Regions from separate parts of the Homo sapiens genome. Here region 1 is linked to region 2. The links are chromatin loops, found by intact Hi-C in ENCODE. Cell type or tissue: CD14-positive monocyte. All regions are shown on one strand. Links, peaks and the distances in the headings refer to the core of each region. The heading gives the core; the rest is flanking DNA.

What was found. A loop is a pair of places that touch in the nucleus more often than their neighbours do. Peaks named below come from ENCODE experiments on the same cell type or tissue, not always from the same donor. Only the 100,000 strongest peaks of a DNase experiment are listed, where the experiment ranks them.
Region 1: a loop joins it to region 2, with 1.9 times the contacts of the local background. A loop is called at or near these places in 4 of 110 quality-filtered maps.

The regions. Positions count from the first base shown.
Region 1 is chr5:124,908,531-124,916,514 of GRCh38, forward strand. No RefSeq gene overlaps it. Among named protein-coding and RNA genes, the nearest start is that of ZNF608, 170 kb to the left of the region's middle. RefSeq lists enhancers at 2,446-2,495, 4,562-5,062. In CD14-positive monocyte, for the core only: no CTCF peak of the experiment used is centred there; a DNase peak (open chromatin) is centred at 4,251; H3K4me3 peaks cover 1,180 bases; H3K27ac peaks cover 537 bases.
Region 2 is chr5:124,855,213-124,863,196 of GRCh38, forward strand. No RefSeq gene overlaps it. Among named protein-coding and RNA genes, the nearest start is that of ZNF608, 110 kb to the left of the region's middle. In CD14-positive monocyte, for the core only: no CTCF peak of the experiment used is centred there; DNase peaks (open chromatin) are centred at 3,599, 3,979, 4,549 and 5,249; H3K4me3 peaks cover 950 bases; H3K27ac peaks cover 1,285 bases.

The DNA of each region.
Region 1 (7,984 bases), core at 1,921-6,920, 53 kb after region 2:
TATTTTTAACAGAGACATTTGGAGAAAGAGCTCTTCCCAAATATAAAACTAAAATATGAACTGTTGACATTTCCTCCACTCCTCCTCCCCCATTTTCTACGGAAATATCATTTATAGGCTGCTGGAAGCCAGCTTTTAGTCACAGTGTTTTCAATAGTAGGAATGATTAAAACACACTTATTGCCTTGGTCTGCTTTATCTCTAAACTGATAAGATTTCTGAAAGCTATTTAACTGTCATGTGAATCATTAACTTCATTATGTTTACGGAGAATATGTTATCTCCCCTGCTTCTTGGGGACATGGATCCTTCATCAGCGACCTGGATGGCGCTGAGTGTGATGCAGGTAATGTACCTGCACAATTTACTAGTAGCCGGTAAGAGTTTCAAATCAGGATGTTGATTATAGTGTTGTTCACTTAATGAACTTCCATGCACTGCTTCCTGAAAACCCTTTTATGGTTTCTGTTGGCTCCATATGGCATTCTGATGAGCTTACACTTCTCCTTAAGTGCTTCTGTATCAGAAAACAAGAGCAAAGCTGAAACAAAGTGAGTCATCTGGTTTTGTCTTTGCTTTCACTGCATGAGATAATGTGGAGGTGTTAATTACAAGACTTCACTGAGTCTTGACTAATAACAGTGTGCAAACAAATGTATGTCAGGCTCAGCCACAGAAAAGCTTCTACTAATAAGGTAAAACTAGCAATTAGAGCTGACAATGAAGTAATACTTTCCGTTGAATATTCATTAATGACGTTCTTGTTTGGGAGAAGGGAGGCTTCTGATTGTTCAGATGGAAACCTAGAATAGGTCATTTCTTTTAAATGAATTAAACACTGTGTGGTGAGCCAGTGTACTGGATTAATTCCCTTTTGTACTAATGCACTGACCCTTTGCTTCAAAGGCAGAGCCTGGATGGCCACTAAGATTCTTCAATCTGTGACCTTGGCTTAATAGGGACAAATTGAATTTCCCACAAAGAGAAAAATGATAGTGACCATAGAACATCACTAACAATGTGCTGGAAATACTACATGTTTTATTGAAATTCTTCACTGCAGCTCCTAGGGTTGTAAGAATAAAGACTGTGATAACCTCACCTAACCTAACTCATATCACTTAGTCTACTGTTCTCTTTCCACTCCCCTCCCCTTCCTTTCCTTCTCTTCCCTTTCCCCTTCCATTCCCTTCTTTATTTTTCTTCCAGAAAGCAGTTTGACATACATGGTATAATATGAAATACATTTGGTCTGTGTCCCTGGTTTCTGCCTAGAGCTCCTAATCCCCCTGGCATTTCCTGATAGGAGTATCTTTCGTTGTTCATAATAAGCCCCTTTGATACTTCCTGAGTTTATGCTAATGATTACTTAGGGTAGGGCCCCTAGATGGCCTCAGGATGGGGCCAGATACCAGAAAGACCAGGTGATTAGATAATTAGGGGTTTGGAACTCTCAGCCCCACTCATGTATTATGTATCTCTGGGAAGGAGAGGGCTTGAGGTCAAGTTCTATAAAAACTCTTGAACAACACGATTTGATGAACTTCCAGGTTGCTAAACACGTGGAGGTGTTCATGGAAGCTCCATGCCGCTTCCCCCGTACCTCGCCCTATGGATCTCTTCATCTGTCATTTCATCTGTATCCATTATAATAGCCTTTATAATAAACCAGCAAATATAAGTGTTTCCCTGAGTTCTGTGAGCCATCCTAGCAAATTCATTGAACCCAAGCAAGGGGTTGTGGCTATAGCCAGTTGGTCAGAACTATGAGTGGCCTGGACTGCTGATTGGCATCTGAAGTTGGGGGCAGTCTTGTGGGACTGATCCTTTAACCTGTGGGATGTGACATTGTCTCCAGTTAGATAGTGTCAGAATTGACTTGAATTAATAGAACTTCCAGTTGGTGTCCAGTGGAGAACTGCTTGGTGTGGGGAAAAATCCTCACATATCCAGTCACAGAAGAGTTCTGTGTTGAATGTGTTAAAGTGTACCCGCAGCTGACAGACAAAATGGACTCCCTATAGCTAACTGAGGTGCTCAAAATTAAAACAGAATCAAGGGGCCATTGCTGGGTGAGGGTCACATACTCTGTGTTCTTAGAAAGATGTTGTGAAAGTGTCATAGGACCTCCTTTTCTACAATCAAAACAAACCAGTTACTGTTGTCCTGTATTCCATGCCAAGATAAACTGTGGCTGGAACCCTCTCCACCCCAACCTCCCATAGCTAGAAATATCTGACAGAGACTTCTTTGGGGCTTGGAAACCACACCATCAGGGCTTGAATATTTTGACCAGTCAGAACTGAACAAGTTTGAATCCTTCATTTGCATAAAATAGACCTGATTGAGAACCAGGGTGAGAACGTTCCCTGTTGAAGCCGGACCTTCCCTTTGATCTTTGGAGAGCACACTCTCACTTGTACTGAAGGCTGTGCCTCCCCAATCTGCAGATTATTGTTATAGAAGGTACAGCTTACCCTTTTCCTCCAAAGATCTCATGATCCTTTGTTAACAAGTGTGAGGTTAGAGTAAGGAAAAATGGTTTGTGTTTTTTCTTTTACAATGTTTCTTTGAGCACATGAGAGCCTCTGCTTTCAGACCAAAAAGAAGCCTTCCAGACAAGGGAATGTTAGGCATCTGTGGCTCTTTCATACGTGACATTGTTTCTGAAACGTGATCACAAACAAGTTATACTATCTGAATAATGTATGTCGTTTTAGCGTGTCAGTGAAGATGCCAAATGAGAGATTCTACTGATAAAAGCATTTCATTTAGTTGGTCTTTAATTGCTCTGTATGTATGTGGCAAAATATAAAGGGAATGTATTTTTTGGATGGGGCCAATACAAAATCTTCCATAAGAATAAATCCTCAAAATGTCTGAATTTTAGAATGGATCATGACCTAGGTGAAATAAAACAATCTTCTGTTACACTCTCTTGACAGCCAAAATCCTGATTTGGTGGAAGTGGCCCTATGCCCAGATTAAAAAGCCACAGTCTCAGACTTCTTTGTAGTTAGAGATGGGCACATAACACACATCTGGCCAATAGTATATAAGAGTAGGTTACTTAGAGCTAGTAGAAATAGGACAGAAGAAGCTATAGGTGCACATTTTGCTCTTGTGTGTTCTCCTGTAGTCGCTGGAACCAATTGGCAATGGATCATGAGAGAAAGGTGAAGATAATTAGCAAGTTAGCAGTGATGGTCCTCTGGGGCTGTCTTTATGTAAGCCGCCCACCCCCTATTCCAACACACACACACACACACACACACACACACACACACACACACACACTGTGCAAGCCACTAATTTTCAGTTTTGTGTTTTGCACAGACAAATGTAATTTCTAACCGAAATAGAATATGGTATCACAGCTGATGAGAACTGTGGGAAGAGGTTCTTCAAGTAATGGAATATAAAATGTCTCATTTCCACAATGGAAGAGGTGGAATAGTGAAGGCAGTTATTGCAGGCAGGCAGGTAAAAGAATGTGATCATATTAAATGGGGCCAAACATTTTTGTAGACTCTAGGAAAACAGTGCACTGACGCACACACAGAATGCTGGCATTTGCTGGACTTTCTTGTTTCTTTTAATAAAGCCCTCAGACAGAGTACCTTATTCAAGAGACACACAGTATAAAAACAGATATGGAATAAAACATACTACTGAGATAGGTACTTTTGCTCAAGTCCTGCAATCTAAGTTGTTCGAGAATTCCGAAAGTTGGAGCCTTTTATTTGCTGGTATATATGTTTGACCATTGGAAAAGAAACCCAAAATACCATGTACAGGAAAATAGAAGCTTAGTTCTCTCTTAGTAATAGTCTAGGTATAAGCAGGTCAGGCCTGGTATATGGCTTCATGTTGGCTTTCTATCTTACTGCTTCTCAGTCTCCAAAGTATTGTCCTTATCTTAAAGATCCCAGATGGCTCTAAACCATAGGAAGGGAAAGAGGGAAAGAAAGGACACATCTTTCCCTCTATAGCCATAATCTCAAAGTTGCACACATTATTTCTGCAGACACCTCTTTAGACATAATTTAGTAATAGGACCATCCCTTACTGTAAAGTTTTTTATCGGGGCTCCTATATTCTCAGCTAAAAAATCACGAATTCTATTTCTGTGGAAGATAAGAAGAACTGAAATTGGCTCCTTTGGTGTTGAAATGCCAACAGTTCTTCTACCCCAAATGGAAACTGAAATGGGAAAAGTTCCCTTGTCCCCCTCACACAGCGGGCGATGGGGGAGTGGCTCACTTCCTCAGTGCCCCACTGCTCAAACCTCTAGGGAAGCATACAGACGGGCAGGCTGTGGGGCTCCAACCCCACGGCAGCGTCTAGGGCTGGTTTTTTACAGCTCAAGCCCCAGTGGGCGTGTGTTATATGGTGCTCTTTTAGTTTAGCTGTCCGTAGGCGGCTGTTAGCTCAATTGGACCCTGCCTTATCGGAAGACAGAGGGCATTCTGTATCCCAGGGTTCTTGCCTTGGTATACCGCAAGAATCAGATCATGTGGGCTTGGAGAATGAGTGCAAGGTTTGATTGAGTGGAAGTGTAGCTCTCAGCAGATGAGGGAGCCAGAGGGAGATGGTTTTACCCTGGAGTCAGGCCGCTCAGCAGCCTGGGCTCTCCAACTGTCCCGGCCAAACTGTGTGTCATTCTGCCAGTCGGTGGCCTGCCAACATGCCAGTGCCTGTCGGTGCGTTCCTCTAGTCATCCAGCCGCCCGCATGTTCCTCCACTGATGTGCTCCTCTTGACGTCCAACCGCCTGTGTGTCTGCCTGCTAGGGTCTTGGGGGTTTTTACAGGCATTTCCAGGGAAATGCAACATTTGGGCAGGAAAACAAAAATGCCTGTCCTCACCTTGATCCGCGGGTACAGGCCTGGCAGTGGAGCCCTAGCCAGGGACCATGCCCTCCTCTACCCAGCACTTCCCTTCCCCCATTCTGTATCATTTAAAGGGACCATGCCCTTCCCTTCCCAGCACTTCCCTTCTGTATCAAAACCATTATAAGTTTAGGACCATACCATGCTTTCTTTTTCTGTTCTAAAAGAAACAAACAAATGGGCTTAAAAAGCTCTATGTACTGTTCTTGTTCCCTTTGGCTTTATATTCAAAATTATAATGAAACTTTAATAAGATCACAATACATGATATTTGTATTTTGTGTTTCCATTTGGGGAAAAAAGTGATGGTGTTGGAATGTTCTTTGGCAATTCCAATGAAGAAAAACAGCAACACCTAAAACATCTTTCGAAGAAATTGAAGACTGGAAATGTCTCAAGGTTTAGTTCTAATTAGCATCTAAAATTGCTCTTCCTTGAGCACAAACTGAGCTGAGACCTTGCACTCTGAGACATTGCATTTTGTCTTGAATGAGATGGATTAATAATTCTCTACTCAATGAGTGAAAATTAGGTTTGTCAAACAGCATAATTGTTCTTAAATATAATTCATAGGTAATTGTTAAAGAATAATTTACTATTACTGGACTGGATGTTAATTATATTCCTTGACTTGTAGAAGCATCCTATTAAATAGTGGAAAAACCTTTCTAAAACCTACATTTTGAGGAAAATAGGTAATATCCATTTTAGAAACCACACATTGGACAAATCAGTTGATTGAAACATTATGTAAGCAAATATGTTTCTACAGGTATGTCCACTGAGGCGTTATTTACAGTTCCAAAAACTTTCAAGCAACTTAAATATCCATCAAAAGAGGAATGGTTAAATACAATATTGTATAGTTATCAAAAAATACAATGTAACCCTCAAAAGAAAACAAATCTGCAGAGTAGGACTGAAGGAGATAGAGACATGAAAAGCCCTTAAAAGTATTCAATGAATCCAGGAGCTGGTTTTTTGAAAAGATTAACAAAATAGATAGACTACAAGCCAGACTAATAAAGAAGAAAAGAGAGAAGAATCAAACACAATAGAAAATGATAAAGGGGATATCACCACTGATCCCACAGAAATACAAACTACCATCAGAGAATACTATAAACACCTCTATGCAAATAAACTAGAAAATCTAGAAGAAATGGATAAATTCCTGAACACATACCCCCTCCCAAGACTAAACCAGGAAGAAGCTGAATCCCTGAATAGACCAGTAACAATTTCTGAAATTGAGGCAGTAATTAATAGCCGACCAACCAGAAAAAGCCCAGGACCAGACAGATTCACAGCCTAATTCTACCAGAGGTAAAAAGAGGAGCTAGTGCCATTCCTTCTGAAACTATTCCAAACAATAGAAAAAGAGGGACTCCTCCCTAACTCATTTTATGAGGCCAGCATCATCCTGTTACCTGGCAGAGACACAACAAAACAAGAAAATTTCAGGCCAATATCCCTGATGAACATCGATGCAAAAATCCTCAATAAAATACTGGCAAAGCGAATCCAGCAGCACATCAAAAAGCTTATCCATCATGATCAAGTCAGCTTCATCTCTGGGATGCAAGACTGGTTCAACATACACAAGTCAATAAACGTAATCCATCACATAAACAGAACCAAAGACAAAAACCACCTGATTATCTCAATAGATGCAGAAAAGGCCTCTGATAAAATTCAACACCGCTTCATACTAAAAACTCTCAATAAACTAGGTATTGATGGAACATATTTCAAAATAATAAGAGCTATTTATGGCAAACAAACAGCCAATATCATACTGAATGGGCAAAAGCTGGAAGCATTCCCTTTGAAAACTGGCACAAGACAGGGATGCCCTCTCTCACCGCTCCTATTCAACATAGTGTTGGAAGTTCTGGCCAAGGCAATCAGGCAAGAAAAAGAAATAAAGGGTATTCAGATAGGAAGAGGGGTAGCCAAATTGTCTCTGTTTGCAGATGACATGATTGTATATTTAGAAAACCCCATTATCTCAGCCCAAAATACCCTTTAGCTGTTAAGCAATTTCAGCAGTCTCAGGATATGAAATCAATGTGCAAAAATCACAAGCATTCCTATATACCAATAACAGACAAACAGAGAGCCAAATCACGAGTGAACTCCATTCACAATTGCTACAAAAAGAATAAAATACCTAGGAATACAACTTATAAGGGATGTGAAGGACCTCTTCAAGAAGAACTACCAACCACTGCTCAAGGAAATAAGAGAGGACACAAACAAATGGAAAAACATTCCATGCTCATGGATAGGAAGAATCAATATTGTGAAAATAGCCATATTGCCCAAAGTAATTTATAGATTCAGTCCTATTCCCATCATGCTACCATTGACTTTTTTCATAGAATTAAAAAAAAATACCTTAAATTTCATATGGAACCAAAATAGAGCCCGTATAGCCAAGACAATCCTAAGCAAAAAGAACAAAGCTGGAGGCATCACGCTACCTGACTTCAAGCTATACTCCAAGGCTACAGTAACCAAAATAGCATGGTACTGGTACCAAAACAGACAGACCAATGGAACAGAACAGAGACCTTAGAAATAACGCCACACATCTATAACCATCTCATCTTTGACAATCCTGACAAAAACAAGCAATGGGGAAAGGATTCCCTATTTAACAAATGGTGTTGGGAAAACTGGCTAGCCATATGCAGAAAACGGAAACTGGACTGCTTGCTTACACCTTATACAAAAATTAACCCAAGATGGATTAAAGATTTAAACGTAAGACCCCAAACCATAAAAATCCTCAAAGAAAACATAGGCAATACCATTCAGGACATAGGCATGGACAAAGACTTCATGACTAAAACACCAGAAGCAATGGCAACAAAAGCCAAAATTGACAAATCAGATCTAATTAAAGAGCTTCTGCACAGGAAAAGAAACTATCATCAGAGTGAACAGGCAACCTGCAAAATGGGAAAAATTTTTTGCAATCTGTCCATCTGACAAAGGGCTAATATACAGAATCTACAAAGAACTTAAACAAATTTACAACCAAAAAACAACCCCATCAAAAAGTGGATGAAGGATATGAACAGACGC
Region 2 (7,984 bases), core at 1,959-6,958:
TTGGGCAGCTGGTTGGACAAGCTTGCTGTATGGTCTTACCGTCTTCTCCTACCCATTAAGTTGTCTGCTTCATGAAGCTGGTTGCATTTGTTCCTGAACCTGTTTATGCAAGTTGTAATTGCCATTGTAATTATTACATTTAATTAAAATTTATTCAAACAAATAAAATATGAGATCCAAAAGAAACTTGTTATTACAATGAAAACTAAGTTGAAAGTGCTGGAAAAACTTGGCATCATGAAGTTGCTTTAAGGGAAATGCATTTGATTAGATGTGGTAGAGACTACTGTGAATATTAGGGTGAGGGAATCCTAGACATCTAGAAGTGTTTTACATTCAGATTGCTTCATAAATGTGATTAAGTTTCTCTTACAGAAAAAAAATTGGTGATCTATTTTGGGTGTGATTTATATAAGAAAGCCCATGTGGTAGTCCATGGTCAATGTGGAGGTCCTATGTCTTTTAAAGTGGCTAATGAGTATTTAAATATTTGAGGGAAGTGTACACTTTTGTGTGTGTGCGTGTTGTGTGCTCCCTCATTTTAACTGGTTTTTAAAATTACAGCCCATTAATGGCCTGTCCCTGATGCACATAATTAAAGGATTCCTCCATTAGGGCTTTTCTTTTCTTTTCTTTTTTTGAGACAAAGTTTTGCTGTTGCCTAAGCTGGAGTGCATTGGCTCAATCATAGCTCACTGTAACCTCAAACTCCTGGGCTCAGGTGATCCTCCTGCCTCAGCCTCCTGAGTAGCTGGGACTACAGTCACACACCACTGCACCCCACTAATTTTTTTTTTAAGTAGAGACAAGGTCTCACTATGTTTTCCAGGCTGGTCTCAGACTCCTGGCCTCCAGCCATCCCAAAGTACTACTCTCCCAAAGTGCTGGGATTACAGACATGAGCCACCGGGCCTCTAGGACTTCTTGTTCTCTGGTGTTTTCAGAGCTTTGCTCCTTGGCTCTCTCCACCTGTAAGAGTCTTCCCCCAATTTTGGCCTTAGTGATGCTTGCTCCTGTTTCAAGATTCAGGAAGTGTTATGTTTGATTCTCCTTCCAGTTCAGGTTTACGAGATCAGTTTACCTGTCGTAGCCTTGTCACCAATTCTGTTATCTTTGGTATTTTACCTGACTTGCTGGTAGACCAGGATGTCCCTTGAAGGCAGAGTCCCCGTGTCCCTGGCACCTTAACCCAGGGCCTGGCATTTAGTAGATACTCAATGTTTGTTCAATGCACAGTGCACCCAGAAAAAAATAGTTAAATAAAATGATTATAATTCATTTCTGATACATTTTTGTTAACTTTTATCATAAAAAATGGCACTGTAAACTTAACAAGTGCCTGGCAATGATGAAGACTGGGTGAGAGATATTGAAAATGTGGGCTACTGAGTCATACTAAAGCAACTATCTCTCCTAACCAACTTTCTCAAAGGAATTTTTTTAAAGGCAGGTGTTTTTCATTTGATCTTATCAGGAAAATAAAGAACAAACAATAATCATGAAATTTAATGAGAATTTCTTTCTTAAAGCATGATCTTTTTTGTGCCTTGCTGAGCAGTGGAAGTTGAGTTCTCTCTTCTTGTTCCCTCTCTTCCTCTATGTATCTGGACTTCTTTTTGCACAGAGGGGACTCTTTTTTTCCTAGTGGTATTTTCACTCTTTTGTCCAAGCCCTTGATCAGTTCTCAGAGTTGGAGGCACCTGTGGTTCCAGATAAATCATAAAGCCACAATGCTGTCAGTGGCTCAGCACACCAAGCTCTCCTGTCTCAGGATTTCCCACACGCTGCTCCCTCTGCTCAGCTTTTCCTCATAGTTTGCTCCCTGTTTTCATGAGTTTGCACATTAGTGGGAAAAAACAGACAATAAGTAAATGAAACACAATATATCGTATGGTACAGAAAATGAAAGCCGAGTGGGGGCCTGAGAGTGCTGGTGGGACGCTCCTCATTTATACAGATTGGCAGGAAAGGCGGACCTGGCAAAGTGACATTTCAGTAGAGTCTGTGTTAAGTGAAGGGGACACTCTGCAGACATCTGGGGGAAGAGCTTTGTTGGAGGAGGCGCCACAATTTGGAAGGCCCTGAGAAAGGGTCAGTCTCGGTCTTTTGAAGAACAACAAAGAGGCCGGTGTGGCAGAAACACAGTGGTTGGAGATGAGGGCAGAGAGATAGCAGGACGTCAGGTCTTCTAGGGCCTTGAAGGCCATGAAAGGACTTTAATCTTTACACTACAAGTTCAAGCAGGGGAAGGAAATTACCTCCCATGAGCTGGGCGCAGTGGTCCATTCTTGTAATTCTAGAACTTTGGGAGGCCGAGGTGGGTGGATCACTTGAGGTCAGGAGTTCGAGACCAGCCTGGCCAAAATGGTGAAAACCCATCTCTAGGAAAATACAAAAAACTTAGCCAGGTGTGGTGGTGCATACCTGTAATCCCAGCTACTCGGGAGGCTGAGGTGGAAGGATCATTTGAACCCGGGAGGCGAGGTTGCAGTGAGCTGAGATTGCGCCAGTGTACTCCAGCCTGGATGACAGAGCAAGACTCTGTCTCAAAAAAAGAGAAACTACCTCCCATGCATTTTGGGAGGCTCCCTCTGGCTGCTATATGGAAATGAACTAGTTGGGGATAAGGATGTGAATCAGAAAATCTGCTTCAAAGGCTCTTGCCATGGTCCTGGCAATAGAACGAAGGGATCATGGATGATGCCACTACAAGAGAAGGTGGCAAGAGGTATCTGGTTCTATTTCCTGGTATGGTCTTCCCTGACCAAGCATGTTCCTCCCATACACTCATTCATAACACCTGTTTTGTTTTGTTTTCCTACAACAGTGGTTCCTACTTACATTTTTGAGTGGCACTCGGTTGATATCCCTTACTCTTCCCCTACAAGTAAATATATAAACAACATGAGGGCAAGGATCATGTTTGTTTTGTTAATCATTTCATCTCCAGCACCTAGTCAGTACCTGGCACATAGAACGTATTTAATAAATATTTTTGAACAAAAGGAAACAGAGTCAGTTCATGGTCAGCTAGTGGTTGCATCTGAGTATTAAGAGAATGAATGTCCAGCCAACCACTGGATTGAGAAAGAGGAGAAGTTGAGATTGCCAGAGAGCTGACACTAAATTTAAAATAAATCAGGGCCAGGCGTGGTGGCTCACACCTGTAATCCCAGCACTTTGGGAGGCCAAGGCAGGCGAATCACCTGAGGTCAGGAGTTTGAGACCAGCCTGGCCAACATGGAGAAACGCCATCTCTACTAAAATATGAAAATTAGCTGGGTGTAGTGGTGTGCACGTGTAATCCCAGCTACTTGGGGGGCTGAGGCAAGAGAATTGCTTGAACCCGGGAGGTGGAGGTTGCAGTGAGCCGAGATCACACCACTATACTCCAGCCTAGGTGACAGAGCAAGACTATCTCAAAAAATACTAATAAAATAAAATAAAATAAGCCAGAACAAATTTCGATAATTCTCTAGGTATTTTTTAAAATGCTGGTCCTTGATAGCATTTCTCAGTGTCTGGCATCATTTAGATATGGTCTGTCCCAGTATTCTGGCCTGTTGTAACCCCTGGGGCTTCTCTAATTTCAACACTGTGAGCTTTTAGGGAAGAGAGCAAGAGTGTTAATGCAAGAGCTATTTGGCATAGGAAATGGACAGAGTAGCCCTTGAACTGTTCTTGTTGTACAGGTCATTTTGTTATTAACGCTGATACTATGAAAGCTTTCATTTCTGGTGATTTCTTACCTGATAAGAACAAAATAAAATGATGCTCAGTGTGCCACTTCCCTTCATTGCCTCCAAATGTCCCAGGCTTCTCTTATAAATTTTTTTATGTGGTCTAGCTATAAAATTTGAGAAATGAAACTGAGAACTCCAGCAACTGCTTCTTGATTGGTCTCACATGGCGTGCATTGCTAGGTCTCTGTGCTGTTACAACCATTGCTGTCCCATCAGCTGTGTTTTCCTGAGGGTGGTTCAAGTCACAGTGCTGGTGATGTCACTCCTGTCCCCTCTGCTGAGATCGGCGTGGTTCCAGTAAGTGATGCGTATGGTAGCAATTTGCATCATGCTGTGTTATCCAAAACTTCTCTAATGTGCACTTTTTATAGCATCTCTGCTCTAAAATCCAGCACCACCAGCACTGCTTGTTTTAGAACTCTTTCTGAAGTCTGATCACACAGGAATAAGAATACACTCATGGATAGAAAATCCCTGACTGATATTGGCACCAGCTCTTTATTTGGAAAGGGGTTTGGTATATTGGATAATAAAGAGCACAAAAATTAAAATAAAAGCAAAACTCATTACTGTTCGTATCCACCATACCCTCAAAAGTCCTATTGCCTGACACAATGAATAGTATTCAAAATTGTAAGTTAAGGGCAATGCCAACCAATTTGGGGATCAGGCTTCTTTATGTCACTCCTTGTCCTGAAAAATCTCCAATGGCTTTTACAAAATGATGATATTAATGAATTTTAGGAATATGAGCTTGTGTGGCTTTCCCTTTTGAAAAATGTGTCAACTTCCCCATTCACAGACTGAAAGGCTTAGCAAAGTGCTTGTTAACAAATGTCTTAGTAATGGTAGATTTTCAATAGCATAAACTACGTGGTTTGACTAAATATGGATGAAACTATGCTTTTTAAGTTACATGTGAAATCAGCCACATTACTTCATCTAATATGCAGCCGTACCCAGTATGAGTATAAAAACATTCAATGATAATTACAATGGTAAAGATGATGGTGAAGGCTTTAGGGACATTGGGCAGCAGTCAAATCATTAACTGGAAATGGATACTATTTCAGAATCTTGAAAAAAAATACTGAAATGGAGTAAATAGGAGGCTCACTGGAGATATATTTAGGAAACAGAATTTGCTGCTTTCCAGTTAATGATGTGAGTCATGCCCAGTATCCCTAAGGTCATCAGCATCCTCCTCATCATTGTAATTATCTTTGAATTTCTCTCAAACTCACACTGAGCATGGAGGGCTGGTAGGTGCTTTGGTGCCTTCTATGGTTCTAAATCGTGGCTTATTTAGAGGTTGTTAACAGTATCATCTGGTTTTTAATTGGTCAGCAGTCAAAAACTTTAAAAATACTGAATCATCTCCCTGAGCAAAATTGGTGCTTTTCGGCTTCTGACTTGAGTTTACAGTGGGAATAATGTAAGAGCACATCTGAGTGGGAAGCTGTGGGGCTGGGATGAGTCAAAGGCCTCCCTCAATCCACTTAGAGTTCTTCATCTCATCAGGGTGATTCGCCTGTCACTGTTCATATGGTGCCCGAGGCAAAGGGTTAGTACTGCTGATGGTGACATAGCCTATAGCAGCAGCGCAGCAATTACCTGGGAGTCACATTGTATTTGCAGTTTGTTTAGATGGATGGATGGAAGAGACTGCAGGTCAACATCAAGTTTTGTGGTCAGACTTGGCAAATACAGGAATAAAAATATGACCACAATGGTCATTTAAATATGAGCTACTGTAGTCTTCTGTCTATGCACCCTTAAATATGTGCTTCTGTTTATGAAGTTCTTACTCTACGGAACTACTTCAAGTCATTCTATTCCTAGAGGGAAATAAGTATCTAACATGATACTTATTTCCCTCTAGGTGAAGCTGGGTTTATTCAAGCATTATCAGCAACAGGGAGAGAGAAGAAAAATATTGTAAAGGAAATATAATAAAAGCCATCAGGGAAAGCTACTTAAGGATGAGTTTTTTTAAAAAATGTACTCAAATAATGAGATAAAAGGAAAAGTAGAGAGAAGAGAAAAATGGAAAGATGTACTGAAAACAGGAACGTGCAAAGAAAATATAAAGAAAATAATAGAGTGATAGCTGCAAAACCTGCCAAAGGTCTGCAGAAGGGAAAGGGGAGCAAAAAGACAACTAAATATATTGCATTATGCCATATGACCCAACGATTCCATTCCTAGGTATATACCAAAGATAACTGAAAACATGTCTACACAAAAACCTGTATGCAGATATTCACAGCAGGAGTATTCATAACAGCCCCAAACTGGAAACAACCCAAAGGCCTATCAACATATGAGTGAATTAGCAAAATGTGGTATACCCATACAATGGAATATTATTCAATGATGAAATGAAATGAAGTACTCGTACATGCAACAACATGGAAAAACCTTGAAAACATTATGCTAAGTGAAAGAAGCTACTCATGTATTGTAATTATTGTATTTTGTACATAATGTATTTATATGAAATGCCCAGAATAAGCAACTTTGTAGAGACAGAAAGTAGATTGGTGGTTCTCAGAGACTAGGGGGAGGAGGAAATGGAGAATGACTGCTTATGGGTATGGGATTTCTTTTTGGGATGATGAAAATGTTCTAAAATTAAACAGTTGTGATGACTGTACAACTCTGAATATACTAAAACCCACTAAATTGTATACTTTAAAATACTGAATTATGATACACATCTCAATAAAGTTGCCACTTAAAAAATATCCAGACTGCTGTGTTATTTCTTTTCCATTTTTTAGGGTCTTCTATAAGGATGGGCCCTAGCAGTATGCCTGAGGCATAGGTAGGGATGAGGCATGGGGGAGAAAAGAAGAAAAAAGAAAGAAAGGGGCTTAGAAGGATAATAAGAGACATTGGAAGATGGTAGATATAGAAGAAGAAACAATAGAAGAGAGAGTTTCAATTAGGTTTATTAAACTGCAAGGGACAGAGACTTACTCCAGTTAACTCAACAAAAGGGTTTATTGGTAAAGAAATACATGGAGAGACCTTGAAATGGCAAGACTTAGACACAAAGGCAGCTCTTGCAAGCAGCTCTGCCATCATCCTCATGGACTGTGTCATCTCACAAGATGTATCTACTTCTCCCTGTGTATCTGATGCATTTTTTCTCTAATATATGACTTTCTCTTTTCCCTCATAATTTCAGCTTGCATGTAACTTTGGCTTACAGTGTCCTTTCCAAACCTGACAATCTCATAGCATTCTTAGTACCATCTTTGCCCACTTCTTCGGTGGCTCCATGATTCATTAACAGTTTTCTGATTCTCATGTCCTGAGATAGGAGTCCAGTTAGTTCTGTTCACGTTTGCAATCCAAAACCTGGATCATAGGCCACTGGTCACCTAGCCAATCTGTAGACTGATCCTCCTTGGATTATGTGCCCATCTGTTCTCATTAGCTGAGAGCAGAACAGTGGCATTATCTGGTTCACAAAAGGCATAGTGGGTTGTAGGGAGGAAAGAAGGATGGCTGGGCTTGGTGGCTCAGTGGTCAGATGTAGTGGCTCATGCCTGTAATCTTAGCACTTTGGGAGGCCAATGTGGGTGGATCACTTGAGCCCAGCCTGGGCAACACAGGGAGACCTTATCTCTCCAAAAAACTTAAAAATTGGCTGATTGTGGTGGTATGTGCTTGTGGTCTCAGCTACTCAGGAGGCTCAGGTGGAAGGATTGCTTGAGCCTGTGGGGTAGAGGTTGCAGTGAGCGAAGATCATCCCATTGTACTCCAGTTTGGGTGACAGAGCAAGACCTTGTCTCTAAAAAGAAAAAAATATAAAAGGAAGAACGGGGGACAGTTTGCCAAATGACACCCTGCGTGGGCAGTGGAAAATCTTCCCACTACAGGGAGAAAAGTGGCATACAGAAGGGTGCAGTTGGAAACCTTGTCAACTGTCCCTGCCAACTGATAATAACTCTTGATAAACATGAAGTTCTTCCTCCATGCACCACTCAGAGGAAAATACTTATTGCCCATGTTAGTGCTTTAGTTTGGACCTTACTATTGTTTGAATATGATTTGTCCCCACGAAAATTCATGTTGAGGCTTGGTCCCCAGTGTGGCAGTGTTGGGAGGTGGTACCTTTAAAAGGCAATTAGGCGCCAGGCACGGTGGCTCACGCCTGTAATCTCAGCACTTCGGGAGACCGAGGCGGGCAGATCACGAGGTTAGGAGATGGAGACCATCCTGGCTAACAT